Linked DNA regions of Mus musculus: region 1 is linked to region 2. Evidence: chromatin loops called from intact Hi-C (ENCODE). Cell type or tissue: gastrocnemius. All regions are shown on one strand. Each heading gives the region's core, and the rest is flanking DNA. Links, peaks and the distances in the headings are about the cores only.

Evidence for each region. Peaks named below come from ENCODE experiments on the same cell type or tissue, not always from the same donor. Only the 100,000 strongest peaks of a DNase experiment are listed, where the experiment ranks them.
Region 1: it touches region 2 in a loop (2.1-fold over the local background); 10 of 42 quality-filtered maps call a loop at or near these places.

What each region holds. Positions count from the first base shown.
Region 1 is chr9:65,238,447-65,241,527 of GRCm38, reverse strand. Parp16 (poly (ADP-ribose) polymerase family, member 16) reads right to left here. Exons shown (of 7, transcript NM_177460.4): 7 at 2,309-3,081. The region is part of intron 2 of Gm36538 (a long non-coding RNA gene); the gene reads left to right. Among named protein-coding and RNA genes, the nearest start is that of Cilp, 25 kb to the left of the region's middle. In gastrocnemius, for the core only: a CTCF peak has its summit at 1,643; no DNase peak of the experiment used is centred there; H3K27ac peaks cover 269 bases.
Region 2 is chr9:65,430,959-65,434,039 of GRCm38, reverse strand. No RefSeq gene overlaps it. Among named protein-coding and RNA genes, the nearest start is that of Mtfmt, 3.3 kb to the left of the region's middle. In gastrocnemius, for the core only: a CTCF peak has its summit at 1,586 (motif pointing right); a DNase peak (open chromatin) is centred at 1,584.

The DNA of each region.
Region 1 (3,081 bases), core at 177-2,676, 190 kb after region 2:
CATGGTACTCTTTTGTTGTTGTCGTTATTGTTGTTTGAAACAGGGTTTCTCTGTGTAGACTAGGCTGGCCTTGAACTCACAGAGATCTGCCTGCCTCTGTCTCTCAAGTGTACCACATCAACTTCACCCACCCAAAGACAGCTCGTTGGGTCTAAAATGCTCAACAGACACCGCTTTCCGTTCAGCACATGGACACTGCTGCGGAACACTGGAAATTTTCAAAAACCCTTTCCAGGTGGACCAGAACGCCAGCAGAGTGGGTGGGGACGGCGGTTTCTATCTTGCTTTGGAATGTCGGGGTTTGTTTTGGATGTTGTGAACATCAGGTTGGAGATACACGCAAAGCGGAGGGGTTCCTAACCAGATCTGGGGTAGAGGCAGCCCAGGACACCGTCTCCATGGTGCGCAGCACCAGACAGTTGGGAAACAAACAAAACCCCATGGTAGGAGTGGACAAAGGCAAAAACAAACAAAGACCAAGAGATGGAAAACCCAGGGGATTGAGCATGGGGCGGAGGGGGTGGGGGGTGGGGGGATGTCGGAGAGGGTTGGGGGGGTATTAAAGGGGCTTAGGGAGGGTGTAGTCCTGTTTGCTCCCATGAAGAACTGAGTCTAACCCCAGGGCCTAGCATTCACCATGGCAACAGGAAGGGCAAGTTCGGCAGATTCCATGCCAACACAAACCTCCTGGGTTTAGCAGTGGATGAGCGCAGATGGGATGGGGGCATGTCATAAAGAAAAACACCTGAATTGGCCTCTTGAAATCAAGTCCCCACCCCTGGCCTGGTTTTGGGAGGTGATTGCTATTTAGTGGAATGAATTAATAAGAATCAACTGTGACTCGCATATGCTCCTCTCTCATCTACTTAGGAACACACTCTTAGTTCACAGGATTCTGAGCCCTTCAAAGGCAGCTTCTTACCTGTGAGAGGCCCACCTGACACCTCTCAGAAAGCTGCACTCGAGACAATGATGTGTAGTTTGCAGAGTTGGGAGGGGCTGTGTGTCTCACAAGGCCAGGGCAGCAGGGTCCCAGTGTGAGGTGGTGGGTGGTACCTGAGCCATCTGACCACTTCTGCCATCAACTACCCCAGCCATTTTCCTCCATGTTGGGTACGTAAGACAGAGAGGAAGCTGCTTTCTCCTCCACAACCCCACCCCAGGGCTGCCAGCTTGCCTTCTCCTGAGCCACTGTTCTAATGGCTGGCATCTGCCTTAAGCTTAGGGCAGGGGCTGAGTGGAGCAGTCTCCTGGGGCTTGTCTCCCTTCCTTCCTGATCGTTTCCAGGTACCAAGAGGTCACAGGCCACCTCCTACGACCCTCCGCCAGGGCTGGCACATTCACTGTACAAAATCTGCAGTGCTTGAGAGCCGTAGTTGGGAAATGTTTAAATTCCTTTTAAAACCAGAAGTGGGGAGCTTCAGATATAGTTCCATGGTAGATGCTTGCCTGGCACGAAGAAGGCCTTGGGGTCAAAACACATGGAAAAATTTAAAACTGGGGCCGAAGAGATGGCGCAGGGATGAAGAGTACTGGCTGCTCTTGTAGAGGAGCCTGAGGTTTGGTTCCCAGCATCCTCAGGGTGGCTTTAAAAACTCGACTCTGTAACTCCCATCTCAGAGGATCTGGTGCCCTCTTCCTATCTTCATGAGTACTGCATACACATGATTCAGACATAATATGCAGACAAACCCATACACATGAAAATAAAAAAAAATTTTTAAAAACCAAAAAAATAAAACCAGATTGGGTGTCCCGTACCTGGTTTTCCCAGCACTCAGGAAGTAGAGACTCAGGAAGATCAGAAGTTCAAGGTAATCCTTAACTATGTAGGAAGTTCAAGGCCAACCTGGATTACATGACACCTTGCTTCAAAACAACCAAAGCACCCCAACCGTCCTTTAGCTTTGCCCTGTCCGCTCTCTAGCTGGCTCAGTTCATCTCCTTCCTCCTTTCTGCTTCCCTGAGGTTTCAAGCTCTCTGCCTATTCCCACTGTCTGAGACACTTTTCTCCCTTGCTTGGCCTATACCGACTCTTCTTTTAGGTTTCAGTTGAGTGCAGCCTCTGTGATTTGTGGGACAGAGCACTGAAGTTGTGCTGTAGTTTTAGTTATGAAATGTTCCCGTAGGCTCATACAATCAGTTCTTGGTCCCCAGCCAATGATGCTGGAAAACTGTAGGAGAGGCTTGGTTGGAGGATATCTGGGAACGTGGTACAGGCCTCTGTCTTGTCTCAGACCCCGACCCCACTCACAAACACACACAGCTTACTTGGGCTGAGGCTGCAGACAGTCACAGACAACTTGGTATTTAGGAAAATATCTTTATTGTTTTTTAAATGTCCCACTACTTGATTTAAAAAATCACGATAGTGGCTTTTTCACAAGCTTTACAAATTATAGGAAAAAAATTATTTTCTCCTCCTCTATGGAAACTCCATTCCCAGCAGACAGGGGTCTTCTGCCGCTGAAACCTGGCAGGAAGGAGGGATAAACACCACAGCAAGGATGGCTGGGCCTCTGCTTACCACTCAACCTCAGGCTTCTCGGATGGAGGCTCAGCCCATGGAGACCCGTGGCCCACTGAGGCAGGCCTCTGCTGTGAAGGCTGCCGGGCCCCTGAGAGCCTAGAGTGTTGGGTATCAAGGCAGCTTTGTGGGAATGAGGACCCTGGTGAGCCTATGGCTTGGACCCTTCTCCATAACAACACCAGAAAGAGGCTGTGGATGTAGCCACTCGGTGCTCCAGGTTCACACATCTCCCCCTCTATTTGGCTCATAGAGGCTAACTTGTCAAATAAATGACAACAAAAACAGAAACGCAAACATTTGGTTCCGTTTGAGCTGTAATCAGCAGTTGGTCATTTTTAGAAAAAGATGACAGAGTTGCTAGTTGTTAAATCTGCATTTTGTTATCCCGCCTGTGGCTCCTCCTCTTGTGTGGTTAAGGAGGGAGGGGGTACAGCTGTGGCAGAGACGGTTGTTGATCTGAGAAAACTGTTAAAATGTTTTGCACCGGCAGACTAAAGCCGATGGAATTCCCAAACGATCCCACTGATATTTTTATGAGAAACACGACAGTC
Region 2 (3,081 bases), core at 155-2,654:
GCTAGCATTAATCTTTTCTTCATAGAGCAGCCTATTGCTACTGACTGGCACCTTTCTGTCCCTGTTTGCTTGTTTGTGTGAGGCAGGGTCTGGTCTTGCTGTGTCTTCGATGCTGGCCAAGACCTTGTGATCCTCCCACAGTAAACTTCTTAGAGGAGGAGGAGAAGGAGGAGGAGAAGGAGGAGGAGGAGGAGGAGGAGGAGGAGGAGGAGGAGGAGGAGGAGGGAGAGGAGGAGGGGGGAGGAGGAGGAGAGGAGGAGAAGGAGGAGGGAGAGGAGGAGGAGGAAAAAGAGGAGAAGGAGGAGGAGGAGAAGGAGGAGGAGGGAGAGGAGGAGGGAGAGGAGGAGGGAGAGGAGGAGGGAGAGATGGAGGAGGAGGAGAAGCTGAATATGATATGAGTGTAAAGATGGAGTTTTCCCTAAATACAAAATGAAATTTTGTTTTGTCTTTTGAAAGGGGCTTCTCTGCACAGCCCTGTTGTCCTGCAACTCACTCTGTACACCACGCTGGCCTCAAACTCAGAGATCTACTCACCTTTGCCTCCTGAGTGCTGGGATTAAACATGTGCTTCACTACTGTCTGGTTCAAAAACGAAAAAAAAATTTTTTAAGTTCTTCATAGTGAGTTAGACACATAAGAACCTGACCCTTCCAAGTGCAGATAAATTCCTCACTGGATTCGCTTTCAGCACAGAGATGAGCTGCAAGGCCAAGGAGATCTGTGTAATAAATGTTTGTACATCTGTATCCTCCAGGCACTGCTGACAGCACTGCTGTCTATGAGATCAGAGTGGCTGTGATCACCCACTAGAGACCTTCATAAGATCAGGCCCAGCCACATTCCCGTGTGGGATCAGGGGAAGCCCACTCCTGTCTGAGGATACAAAGTGGTGAACAGTGGCTGCTGAGGAGGCTCTTCCTCAGTGTACAACTGCCTGTAAGGTGTCCGTGCTCCTGTGACTGACCTAATTAAACACGCTGGATCTTTAGGCTTAGACGGAATGATTTCTTTGGTCTGTGATTGGTGCTCTATCTAGGACAAATAAACATTTGCCTTTCCCTGAAAAAAAAAAAAGGGCACACACCATTAGGACATCCACAAAGCATATCTAAGGTATTGGAAGCCAGACAATGAGTTTCTGATCAGTGTTTTAGTTTTCAGATATTTCTTCTGGAAAGTTCTTCAGCTCCATAGAAAACTGGTATGTGGAAGTAGCCTAATCCCCCTTGAACCATTCTTCCATGTTCCCACCATCTTACAATGTTGCCATATGTCTATTTTCTGTGGGACAAGGAAACCAGCCATAGGATAAATGTGTATACCTGTGCTTGCATGTGCTCATATTTAGTCAACCATTTGGTGTTGGGTCAAAAAGAGGAGCAGCTGGAGCCCCCCCGGGGGGCAGGAAGTAAGAGCAAAAGCTTTTGCCTCCATCAGGGGAAGCAATGCCTCAGGACCAGGGGAAATACATGCTATGCATAGGCACCAGCCCAGTATCAGGGTCACAGACTTAACCCACAGTGCCCACTGAGCCATTTGGGATGCCCTTCAAGCACCACTATGGACTCTCGGTTGTTGTTGCAGGAAAATTCCACAAGAGGGCGATGTCACCAACCTTTTCCCTTGTTGAGGATGGCAGACTGGCTCTCTGCTGTGTCTATTGCCTGTGTAACTTCAGCAGATTTTACTCTGATTGGCTTACTTTCCTTGTAAGTAGTTCACAAACACTAAGTAGCGTCACATTTTATAAAAACAAGAATTTTTATAAAATAAAAATTTGAAAGGAGACAATATGTTCCCCAATTCCTTCTTTGAAGAACAGTTCAGTATACACTCTATTCAGTATATACTCTATTCAGTGAACACAGAAGAGAACTGTTCTTTTAGTATAAAGCACCTCTGCTCACTGCCACAAAGAATTAAGGAGGCTGCAGGTTTGAGAAGCTCATATTTTGACTGATTTAGAGAATGCCAAACACTTAGATAAATTTATAATAAGTGAAAATCACTTGGGAAAGCCAGACATGGTGGCTCACAGCTGCAAATCAGCATTCAGAAGGCTGAGGCAAGAGGATTGCCAGGAGTTAATGACAGGCTGGGACACTTAGCCAAACCTTGACTTGAAAACCAAACAAAAACAATTTCTTGAGGGAAACAAGGTGAAGCAAGAAAGGAAAAGTGTGTTCGGATAAAACACCAAGGAGTCAGAGTTGAGTGTGGGGTACACAGGCCTTTAATCCCAGCACACGGGAGGCCCAGGTGAACAGCTCTCTATAGATTCAAAGCCAGCCTGGGCTACATTGTGAATTCTAAGTTACCAACCCAACCCAAATCAAACTACAACAACAACAACCCCTGAAGAATCAGTTAATTGTGCTGATTACTAAGACAATTCATTCAAGAAATGAAAGACAGATAAACGTGCCCCAGACAGTGGTGCACATCTGTAATCCTGGCACCCTTGGGAGAGAGGCTGAAGCTGGAGAGTCTAGAGCTCCAGGCAGGCTGGGCTACATAGTGAGACCTTGTCTTAAAATACATTTTTTTTTTGAAAAGAGAGAAAGAGAGAAAGGAAGGAAGAAAGGAAGAGAAGAAATACATATATATTAGGCTGTCCCTGAGGACATTTTCTGTTTAAACATTTTTATTTTATTTCATTTACTTATTTAAATATCTCTTTATTTTATTTTATATGTATGAGTATTTTGCTTGCACGCAGATATGCATGTCTGGTAGAATAGATCCCCTGGAACTGGAATTACCGACAGTTGTAAGCTGTCATGAAGGTGGTGGGAATTGAACCCCAGATCTCTAGAGGAGCAACCAGTGCCCTTAACCACTGAACCATCTCTCCAGTCCTGTGTAAACCTTTTTAGAGCAAGGGCAGGCAGGATGGCTCAGTGGTTAAGTACTTGCCCCACAAATGTGAGGATCTGAGTCCAGACCCCAGAGCTCCTGGGCGTGCCTTGATCCCAGAGCTACAAATGTGCAGCAGAGTCCTGAGAATCCCCAGACGCTTGATGGTCCGCCAGCCTGGCCTGTGCGGCCATGTTTCAGGCCAGTGAGAGATCTTGCCTCAAA